2 separate regions of the Homo sapiens genome follow, and region 2 is linked to region 1. The links are chromatin loops, found by intact Hi-C in ENCODE. Cell type or tissue: HepG2. All regions are shown on one strand. Each heading gives the region's core, and the rest is flanking DNA. Links, peaks and the distances in the headings are about the cores only. Region 1 has its middle 280 kb from the start of CHAC2. Region 2 overlaps LOC105374600 (a long non-coding RNA gene).

The links. A loop is a pair of places that touch in the nucleus more often than their neighbours do. Peaks named below come from ENCODE experiments on the same cell type or tissue, not always from the same donor. Only the 100,000 strongest peaks of a DNase experiment are listed, where the experiment ranks them.
Region 2: it touches region 1 in a loop (2.6-fold over the local background); 1 of 110 quality-filtered maps calls a loop at or near these places.

Annotation. Positions count from the first base shown.
Region 1 is chr2:53,489,340-53,494,724 of GRCh38, forward strand. No RefSeq gene overlaps it. Among named protein-coding and RNA genes, the nearest start is that of CHAC2, 280 kb to the right of the region's middle. In HepG2, for the core only: no CTCF peak of the experiment used is centred there; no DNase peak of the experiment used is centred there.
Region 2 is chr2:53,580,681-53,586,065 of GRCh38, forward strand. LOC105374600 (a long non-coding RNA gene) reads right to left here. Exons shown (of 6, transcript XR_940087.4): 5 at 472-698. Among named protein-coding and RNA genes, the nearest start is that of CHAC2, 180 kb to the right of the region's middle. In HepG2, for the core only: no CTCF peak of the experiment used is centred there; a DNase peak (open chromatin) is centred at 3,111.

The DNA of each region.
Region 1 (5,385 bases), core at 218-5,217:
GGGATTACAGACATGAGCCACTGTGCCCAGCCAATAATTTGTATTTCTTTTCTTTTTTTTCTTTTGAGACGGAGTCTCGCTCTGTTGCCCAGTCTGGAGTACAGTGGTGCGATCTCGGCTCACTGCAACCTCTGCCTCCCAGGTTCACATCATTCTCCTGCCTCAGCCTCCCGAGTAGCTGGGACTACAGGCACCCGCCACAGTGCCCGGCTAATGTTTTGTATTTTTAGTAGAGACGGCGTTTCACCGTGTTAGCCAGGATGGTCTCAATCTCCTGACGTTGTGATCCGCCCGCCTAGGCCTCCCAAAGTGCTGGGATTATAGGCGTGAGCCACCGCGCCTGGCCAAGAATTTGTATTTCTAACAAGGTATTACCTTGAATACCTTGTATTCAAGGTAATGCTGAGGCTGCTGGTCTGAAAAGACTTTGAGAACCAGCACGCTAAGATAAAGACCATGTTGGAGCTCCAGTTGAATACAATTGACTGAATATATTAATTTATTTGCACAAAATACTTCTGAGTATTTGCATTTATCTCAACTCTCTCCCATAATACAGCAAGTTTTAGGAACTGGAAAACAAATCAGTAAGAGGCAATTGACCTAAAAAATAAACACAAAAAGCTAAGTGCTGTTTGGGGACAGGAGGCATCAAACAGCAATATGCAAATGCCCAAGAATTGCAGGTATCAGGTATCTTTAAGAAAATAGTAAGGCATAAAACTGAAAGTAGGAGAATTGGTTCAAAGTCTTTAAAAGAAACAGCTAAGCCCCTGATCTCCTTCTATGCCCTAGCAGAAAACCACATGTTTATTATTTGAAGAGATTAAAATATGAAGGATTTGGTAGCAGAGGAACCTGGAAAAGCTTAGGGAGTGCGTTTATGAAAAAGACAGAACAGACAAGGAAAGTGTGGGTTTCACCTGTCCTACCCTATCCTACTGCCCTGGCCTCTTCCCTTGAGCCTCTCCCAAAATGCCAACTAACAAGTGGAAAATTAGAGGCTTCCTCTTTGGTGGAACTAATCAAGCCAAGAGAAAAGACACATAGACACTGACATTAGGGATTCCCCCATGAAATGATGGGATTACTATCCAGTTACCCTACACTGAAGACCAACAAATATGTCCCACATGCATACAAAGGGTTTCCAATCAGTATTGTAGTGTCTCACTCATAAATATGAATTTTAACCAATAGTGATCAGTTTAGAAAATCCATCTAACATGAAGACTGTCAGGTTCCAGCCCAAGCTGGGGTCCAAGGGGAGCTGGTAGATGAGTGACGGGTAGTTGAAAGAACACTCAAGGGATCATAGGCAGTGGGATATGGTTTTATTCTCTCTCTCTCCAACAGTCTTTGTCTCAGCTGCCCACTCCAGCCTCACTCCCTCTCAGCACAAGCTCCACAGCTCCTGCCACCCCCACGCCTGCAGCTGCACTCCCTGGTGCACTCACCGCTTTCTGGCTCCCCTCTGTCTGCCTGCAAAGCAGCTGGCTCCCTCTCACAGAGTTAGCAGTGCAGTTATATTACTCATAGACAACCGTGGGTCAGAGCCAGGTGATGAGCCCACCCGTGACATGGTTACACAACTGTGATTATATAATGCACGGGATTGTGTGCCTGTGCTCTAATCCTGTTGTGTCATGCTGCACCAGATTTTTACCTCAGCCTAGTCTTGATTGAAGCACATCCATTTTCCTTACAAAGACAAAATGTAAAACAAACCAATGGGATAAAAGTACTTAGCAGAAACAAAGGTAAGAGAGGAAAAATCAAAACAATAAGCTAATAACTATAAATAATGTAGTCAAAGGAAAGAAAAAACATCACATTTATAGAAGAAGAAAAGGATGTTATTTTAATTTTTTTAAAGAAACAGTATGAGAACAACAACAAATATTAAGTCATGCTGACAGAAATGAAAGATAAAGCTGAGGAAATTCCCAAGTAAAGTGTAGAAGTAGAGCAAAAAGAGATGGGAAGATTCCTATAAAACAGCAGTGCTCAACTAGGGAGTGATTTTTACATCCCAGGAGTCATTTAGCAATTTCTAAAGACATTTTTGGTTGTCACGATTCAAGATGCGGGGTGGAGGGATAAATAGCTATTACCGTCCGTCCTCTAGTGAGTAGGGGCCAGGAGTGCTGCTAAACATCCTACAATGTACAGGGCAGTCCCCCACAACAAAGAAATTATCTGGCCAAAAATGTCAAGAATATCAAGGATTAGAAATCTCATCATAAGACAATGCAGCCACCCAAATATGAATTTCCCCACCTCCTAAAAATATTCACAAGTGAACAAGGAGAATGAATAAAATTGCACATAATACAAACCAACAACATAAATTGGGGTACAAAAAATACTATGAGCCTTCTCAAAAGAAGACATACAACAGCCCAACAAAAAATGTTCCATTTCACTAATCATTAGAGAAATGCAAATCAAAATTACAATGACATATCATCTCACACCAGTCAGAATGGCTATTATTAAAAAGTCAAAAAATAACAGATGCTGGCAAGGCTACAAAGAAAAGGGAATGCTTATACACTGTTAGTGGGAATGTAAATTAGTTCGGCCACTGTGGAAAGCTGTTTAGAGATTTCTCAAATAACTCAGAGCTACCAATCAACCCAGCAATCCCATTACTGGGTATATACCCAAAGGTAAATAAATAATTCTACCAAAAAGACAAATGCACTCATATGTTCATCATGGTGCTATTTACAAAAGAAAGATAAGGAATAAACAAACCTAGGTGACCATCAGTGGTGGATTGCATAAAGAAAATGTGGTACATATATACCATGGAATACTACAGCCATAAAAATAATGAAATCATGTGCTTTGCAGCAATATGGATGGAGCCGGAGGCCATTATCCTAAGCTAACTAATGCAGGAAGAGAAAACCAAATACTGCATGTTCTCACTTATAAATGGGAGCTAAACATTGAATACACATGGACATAAAGATGAGAACAGATACTGCAGACTACTAGAAGGGGGAAAGTAGAGGGAGCACAGATTGAAAAACTACCTATTGGGTACTATGCTCACTATCTGGGTGATGGGATCTATACCCCAAATCTCAGCATCATGCAATATACTCATGTAACAAACCAGCACATGTGCCCCCTTGATATGGTTTGGCTCTATGTCCCCACCCAAATCTCACTTTGAATTATAATCCTCAAAATCCCCACAGGTCAAGGGTGGGACCAAGTGGAGGTAATTGGATCATGGGGCAGTTGCCCCATGATATTCTTGTGATAGTGAGTGACTTCTCATGAGATCTGATGGTTTTATAAGCGTCTGGCATTTCCCCTACTGGCACTCACTCCATCCTGCCACCGTGTGAAGAAGGTGCCTGCTTCTCCTTTGCCTTCTGCCATGATTGTAAGTTTCCTGAGGCTCCCCCTAGCAATGTGGAACTGGGAGTCAATTAAACCTCTTTGCTTTATAAATTACCTAGTCTCAGGTATTTCTTCATAGCAGTGAGAACAGAATAATACACCCCTGAATCTAAAGTAAAAGCTGAAATGACTGAAAAATACTGTGAACTTCAAGTTGCTTGTAAATAAGGAAATACATGTCCAAATCCAGAGTAGTGAGTCAGGGCAGGGGATAAAGAAGAGGGGAGGGGAGGAGAGGAGAAGTGCCACAGACTAAATATTGTGTCTCTGCCCCACCAAATTCATGTGTTGAAATCCTAACCTCCAAAGTGATTGTATTTGGAGGTGGGGCTTTGGCAAGGTGATTACAGAATGTGGGTAGAGCCTTCATGAGTAGGATTAGTACCCTTATAAAAGAGGTTCTGGAGAGCTCCCTTGCCCCTTCTCCCATGTGAGTTTACAGCAAAAACCAGAAAGCAGGCCCTCACCAGACCCCAAACCTACCAGCACCTTGATCTTAGACTTCACAGCCTCCATAACTGTTAGAAATAAATTTCTATTGTTTATTCCTCACTAGGTCTATGGTATTCTATTATAGCAGCCTGAGCAGACTAAGACAAGAACAGATGGAGCAGGGGAGGAAAGAAGCAGAGAGGAAGGAAACCAATCTACATCTTCAACATTTTGCTCCCAAAGCTACTCAGCTATGTACAGTTTTATCACTTACAAAATCTGCTTTCCCCAAAGCTGTAGGATAATCTAAGTTTTTGCTGCTATATAACAAGGATTCCCTTTCCTCCACTTTCCAATAACATGTTCCTCATGTTCATCCTTTTTTGATTCTTCAGAATTCTCAAAAACACCTTTTTGTATCCTGCTAATGCTTCTTTACCTGAGCATATGGAATTGTCAGATCCAAACTCCAAGTAAACCATTGTTGGGGAAAGAAACCTGGCGCTCCAGGCTTCCAGGACATAGGTGACAGGAACAGCCAATGGGAAAGCCTTTTTGCTAATGGTGACCAGCAACCATAGGTAGCATATAATAGGTAAAAACACGGGTTTAAATCCTGTCTTTGCTATTTATCATCTGAGCGACCTTAAGTAATTCTTTAAGCCTCTCTGAGCTACAGTTTCCTCACGTGATATGAAGATTAAAACACCTACTCATACAGTTGTTTTGAGGGTTAAAAAGATATTGAAAGCAAAGTTCTTAGCACAGTACCTAGCTTGTGGTAATTGTTCTTTAACTGGTGTCTTAAAATAAGTGACCTTCAAAGCTTCACAGCTAGTGTAGCAAAGACTGAATCATTAACGCTACCAACAAATTTAAGGGACAGTTCAGACCAGCTGTTTAGGGAAAGCCCAGGCCCCTGAAGCTGTGCAGAGCCAGAAGTGAGCTGGGCATACATTTACAGAGTAGGTAAAGTATTACTTTGTTCTACATTCAAGACTTTTTGATGTTTATTTGGGAGTGTAATATTCCAGTGTGAGCACATACATGCATACATGTACACAGTCCAAGATAATGCTACCCTAAGAGCAGGGGTACTCAAACTTGAATGTGTATCAGCACCACCTGCAGGGCTTGTTCAAACAAGATGACTGGGCCCTAACCCTAGAGCTTCTGATTCTGCATCTCAGGGCAGGGCCACAGAAAAACTTACATCCTACCAAGTTCCCAGGTGACGTTGCTGCTGCTGGTTCCAGGACCACAGTGTGAGAATTATTGCCCTATAGAATGAGACTCTATAGATGTTTCTTTTTAAATTCCACAGCATCCTACAAAGCAACCTATCAATGGCCACATAAGATTAAAATGGCCTTTAAATAAGCAAGAAGTAGTCAACATTTTTTTTACACAGTGTTCCTTACCAACTGGTTGAAATATAAGCAACCTGAAAGCTCTGAATTGAACCAAGCTACTTTGTAAATTGTAATTCATAATATCCTTTTTCTCTAAAAATTTAGAGCCTCATCCTGAAAA
Region 2 (5,385 bases), core at 150-5,149, 91 kb after region 1:
GCAATGCTGTGATATTTCTTCCTCTCCTCCATCTTCGAAAGTAAGCTGAATTGCTTGGCTCAAATAACTTAAAATATTTTGTTTCAGTTATTTTCCACAGAGTCGATTAAAAACTCCTAAATGAATAAGCATATTATAAAAGAAGGAAGGAAACAGCACTGACTTCATTTTTCATTTAAAGTTACCTGCAGCCAAAAGCAACGTTTAAGTTCTCTGTTTCTTAATGTTTTCTATTAAATGTATAAAAAAAATAACAATAATCAAAGCTTCTTTATGAAAATCCAGCGTTTGCATTTTCACTCACCTGCAATTCAGTTAAAGCATAAATGTTGAAAGAAAATTTCCTCTATGCTTTTAAACACAGGAAAGGACCACTTGCCCAGAGCCTGGGGACATTCAAATCCTTGACTTACTTCTAATTTAACTCTAGGGTCAGACTCTTTGTCATTGAGTATAACAGTGACAACTCACCTTAGATTTCCATTTAGATGAATGTGCTTCTGTCCTGAGAAGAAGTGTCCAGCCCCAGCTTCATCTAATGTTTCCAGGTAATCCTTAACAGCCCCAAAACTGACTCCAAAGAAAGCAACACAGTCAAACTGTCTGTCCCTCTCTCAGGACAACGTCAATAATATACCCACTTTGGGTATTTGGAATATAATTGCAAACTTCAGCCTGAGGCCAATAAAACTTTTTATCTAGGAGACAGACAAATAAAGCATGTGATAAAAAAAAATTGAAAATAAAATAAATAAATAAATCGGATGTGTTACATGGAATGCTGTGGTTGAGTTCACTATGGCTATGGCCAAAGTATGGAGGGGAAGACACAACATGAAAGGGTCATGTGTAACTTCAATATGTATGTAACTTACAATATGAAAGGGTCATACGTAACTTCATATGAAGTTGCAATATGAAAGATTTAGCAGTCCTTTCTTGATCAAGAGAAGATGTTTCTGGGTACTGAATGTGTGGCCCACCTCCACTCCACTCAAGAAAGGTAATGCAGTTAATTTAAGCTTTATAACTGTCAGACAGCAACAATGTGCAACACTCTACTGGTCGCTCTCTAGTGCACTGTTGCAAGAGTGGTCCTGGGTAACAGATGCCCCTCCGAGATGACAAACTATGTCTTGGATATTCCCTCTCTGTCTTACCCTTCCCTCTCTCCAACCATCTCCAACCTTGACTTACAAAACAAGACCACAACCCAACTATCCATAAGTCAAATCTGTCGCTGCTAAGGGAGGACACATTCTGGGACAAGGGAACATTAACATAAGACAAGGCTGAAATAAAAAGTCAGTGTGTGGACAATTATTTGCCAAAAATGATAGAACCTGCATTTCCTCTCTGCTGGGTAGAGCCCTGGTACTAACATTGAATTCTTTCATTGTGCATTATCTCTGGATCTCTAATGTTTAGGACTTGGAGATTAGTTTTGCTTTTCATTTAAAACACAAAAAGCATTTGCTGGCTGAAATAGTCATCTGTTACTGAAATCCCACTTTTCCCTTTATTATCAGCCCAAAAATGTGTGTGTGTGTGTGTGTGTGTGTGTGTGTGTGTGTGTGTGTGTGTAGAGCAGAAAAGCTCAGCTGTTTGCTTTGCAGCTATCTAAAGATTTTAGAACTGAGCTTAGAGGGGGTTTGGGGAATGACGTAAACCTGTTGGTTTCCACGTAGGTGTGAATCTGAGGAGGAGGTAGTGCCCTTGAAAACATATGGATTCCACATGAGGACATTTCCCCACTCTCAAAGTGGGTGCTCATGGTGCCTGCTGTGCCCTGAATCACAGTGAGAATAAAGCTGAGAAAAGAGGTCTTTTTAGGGCTTTCATGGAACAGCCTGTTCCATGTGGCTCCCAATGGCAAGGAAAATGAACAAAGGGGTACACAGTGTTAGCTGCCTACATAGTATCTATTCCTCCATCTTCCTGCTAATAAAACCTTAATTTTGACCAGAGTGAAAATATGTCCCATCCCACAGAATAAATTTTGACTAGTCTAAATCAATCATGACCATCCCACTGCCAGCTTTCCCACACATTCCTGTATCAAGGGATGGCCACATGATCCAGTTCTGTTAACGACCTGTCAAGGGAAGTCAGGCAGGGGCCTTAAGGAAAAGTTTTACCTTCCTAACAAAAGCAAGAGACATGCTTGCCACTATCTTTTTCTTTCCCTTTTCTTCCTGCCTTGAACACAGATGTGATGTTCAGCTGGAACATTTTGCTATCCAAAAAAAAAAGGCCAAGAGAATCTTAGACGTGCTAGCTCTAATGTCATTGAGCCACTGAGCTAATAATATCAGCTTGTTACATGAAACAAATAAGCCTGTAGTCAGGGCTTCTATTATTCACATTAGAAATCATTCCTGGGTTTAAATATTTGCTCATCTTCTATTGCTTAGATAGAAGAGTATAGAACAGTGGTTTCTCTTGAGGAACACCAATCCTTAAATCGATGTTTATTTGGGATTTCCTTTATACTCCATTATCTGTTCAGCTTTAAAGTTCATGTTTCCATGACGGTCACAAGAACCTGTCCTAATGAGGGACCAACCTGTAAAGAAATGACAGCCGTATTTTTCCCTCATGGCTCAGAACTGTCTTAATCAAGATAAGAAAATAGTTGGATTCCTCTGCCTACCCTCTGACCCCTGGATTCCCCTCCACCCTTACTAGTCTGCCTTAGCTACACACAGAGAAATGGTTTTCACAGCCAGTTAACACCATGGTGCGGTGGGAGGCTCAGATGCAAAAGGAAAAATTTATTCTCCATAAAAACAAATCTAAAAGAACTGCCAATGAGAAGAAGGTGGATCTTAAAATTAATGTCACAGCAGGAAAGTTTGTGCAAGAGTATTCTCCTATAAAGGGAAGAAAACTTTGCCTAACAGAATGAAAGGCTAATATCTTTCAGTAATTGACAAAACAGGAAAGATAGTCAATCATTCAGGACTCGGGGTCATACATAAGCAAACAAGCTGTTCATCTGGTGACAGACAGTCTTGCATCAACTATAGATGACTACCTACTGTGAAGTGGCCACACAAATCCCATGGTCTCTCTGAGAGAGGAGCTAGAAGAGTTAAGTGCTGTGTGCTCTGAAAAACACTGCCAGCCTGTAGTAGGTGCTCAGTAAATATTTGTTTAATGAATGAACATTTTCTGACTTTGAAGGGACAGAAAGCCACTAGCTTCTGCAAAGTGACACTGGCCATATTTCAGTTTATATAGAAGAAATATACGAGCAAGTGAAAATGACAGTTTACCCAGACCGTGATGAGATGACCTGGTTTCTGACGACACCCATATTTAACCTGCAGGAAGTAGCCTATGTGCACCCAAGCATTCTGTAGGAAAACAGGGATAATTTTCAGGTAGTGTGGTATGGGCTCTGGAATTAGACTGTCTGAGTTCAAACTGAACCCCACCCCTTACAGCTGTGTAACATTTGGAAATATTAAGTTTCCAAATTTGTTAAGTCTCAATTTCCTATGCAGTACAAGATAGAACAAGAATAGTAACGACTACAGAATTCAGTTATGTGATGATCAAATGAATTAATCTATGTGTAGTGCCAACGTATGACAGCCACTCACTAAATAGTAGCTATTTTTGTTGTTGTCACTTTCCTCATTGGCAGCATCTAACTTGTCATCTCACCCATCAAGCTCAGCCATCAATTGTGGAGAATTCACAATCTCTCTTTTGCTTTTATGCAAAATAATTTGATTCTTTTTTTTTTTTTTAATAGAGTCTCACTCTGTCACCCAGGCTGGAGTGCAGTGGCACAATCTCGGCTCACTGCAACCTCCACCTCCCAGGTTCAAATGATTCTCCTGCCTCAGCCTCCCGAGTAGCTGGGACTACAGGCACGTAACACCATGTCTGGCTAATTTTTTGCATTTTTAGTAGAGACGGGGTTTCACCTTGTTAGCCAGGATGGTCTCGATCTCCTGACCTTGTGATCTGCCCACCCTGGCCTCCCAAAGTGCTGGGATTACAGGCATGAGACACTGTACCCAGCCAAGAATTTGATTTTTTTAATTTAATTTTTTTGTGTGTGTGAGACAGAGTCTCGCTCTGTCACCCAGGCTGGAGTGCAGTGGCATGATCTCATCTCACTGCAACCTCCGCCTCCCAGGTTCAAGTAATTCTCCTGCCTCGGCCTCTTGAGTAGCTTGGATTACAGGCGCACGCCACCATGCCCGGCTAATTTTAGGTATTTTTAGTAGAGACGGCGTTTCACCATGTTGGCTAGGCTGGTCTCGATCTCCTGACCTCAGGTGATTGACCTGCCTTGGCCTCCCAAAGTGCTGGGATTCCAGGTGTGAGCCAGCATGCCCAACCCAATTTAATTTTAACATGAATGACTTTGTCTATTCAGATCTTATGAGGGGTCTCTAATGATTACTGGCAGTGGTTTGGTGCTCTCAGAAGGAAGTTCCAAGACATTAGTCATTCAGCCCGGGGGCTTGCATTTACAAAGCAAGTGGGCTCCCTGGCCATGGCGTGCCACTGGGCTGTGGTCTGAGCTCAGGACAGAGAAGAAGCCTCGCCAGAACCTTAGAAAGAGTCCAATGAAAGGGCTGCTCAGGTCGCCCTGCATGTCTTTGCCTCTCCCCGATCAGCACTCCATAGCATCTAATAATGCTGTCTAGGGAAACACACTCATTTACCACATGTGCTTTCCTTGGCAATTTTTTAAATTTATTTTTATTTCATTTTATTTTTCAACTTTTATTTTAGATTCAGGAGGTACATGTTCTGGTTTGTTACCTGGGTATACTGCATGATGCTGAGGTTTGGGGTACAAATGATCCCATCACCCAGGTACTGAGAATAGCACGCAACAGTTAGTTCTTCAGCTGTTGTCCCCCTCCTTGTCTCTTCCCTCTGGTAGTCTCCAGTGTCTATTGTTTCTTTGGCATTTTTAGATTCATTAGGAACTCTTCTCCCTGCCTACGAGTGATCCATTTTCAAGAAGTGGCTCTCCATGACCAAGTTATTACATAACCTAGAAAGCACTTCAATCATAGCTGAAATTATTTCATATCCCAGTTCATTTGCTTGTTTATGTCTCCTCTCACTGGAATGTTAAATTCCATGAGGATAAGGACTATTTCTGTCCTGGGCTGCTAACATAGTACCTAGAAAACAAGTGTGCCTGTATATATATATAATAATTAATAATTATTAATATAGTATAGCTGTATTTATTCATTATAATTATAGCTCCTTGGAGGCTACCTGCCTTTTTTCTTGTCTGTATCCTCCACTGGACCATAATTATTAATTATAGTATATATATGGAGGAATGAATGAACAAACCACAGGGAACACAGAAGTTGTACACTCTATCTCTACTAATTCAGA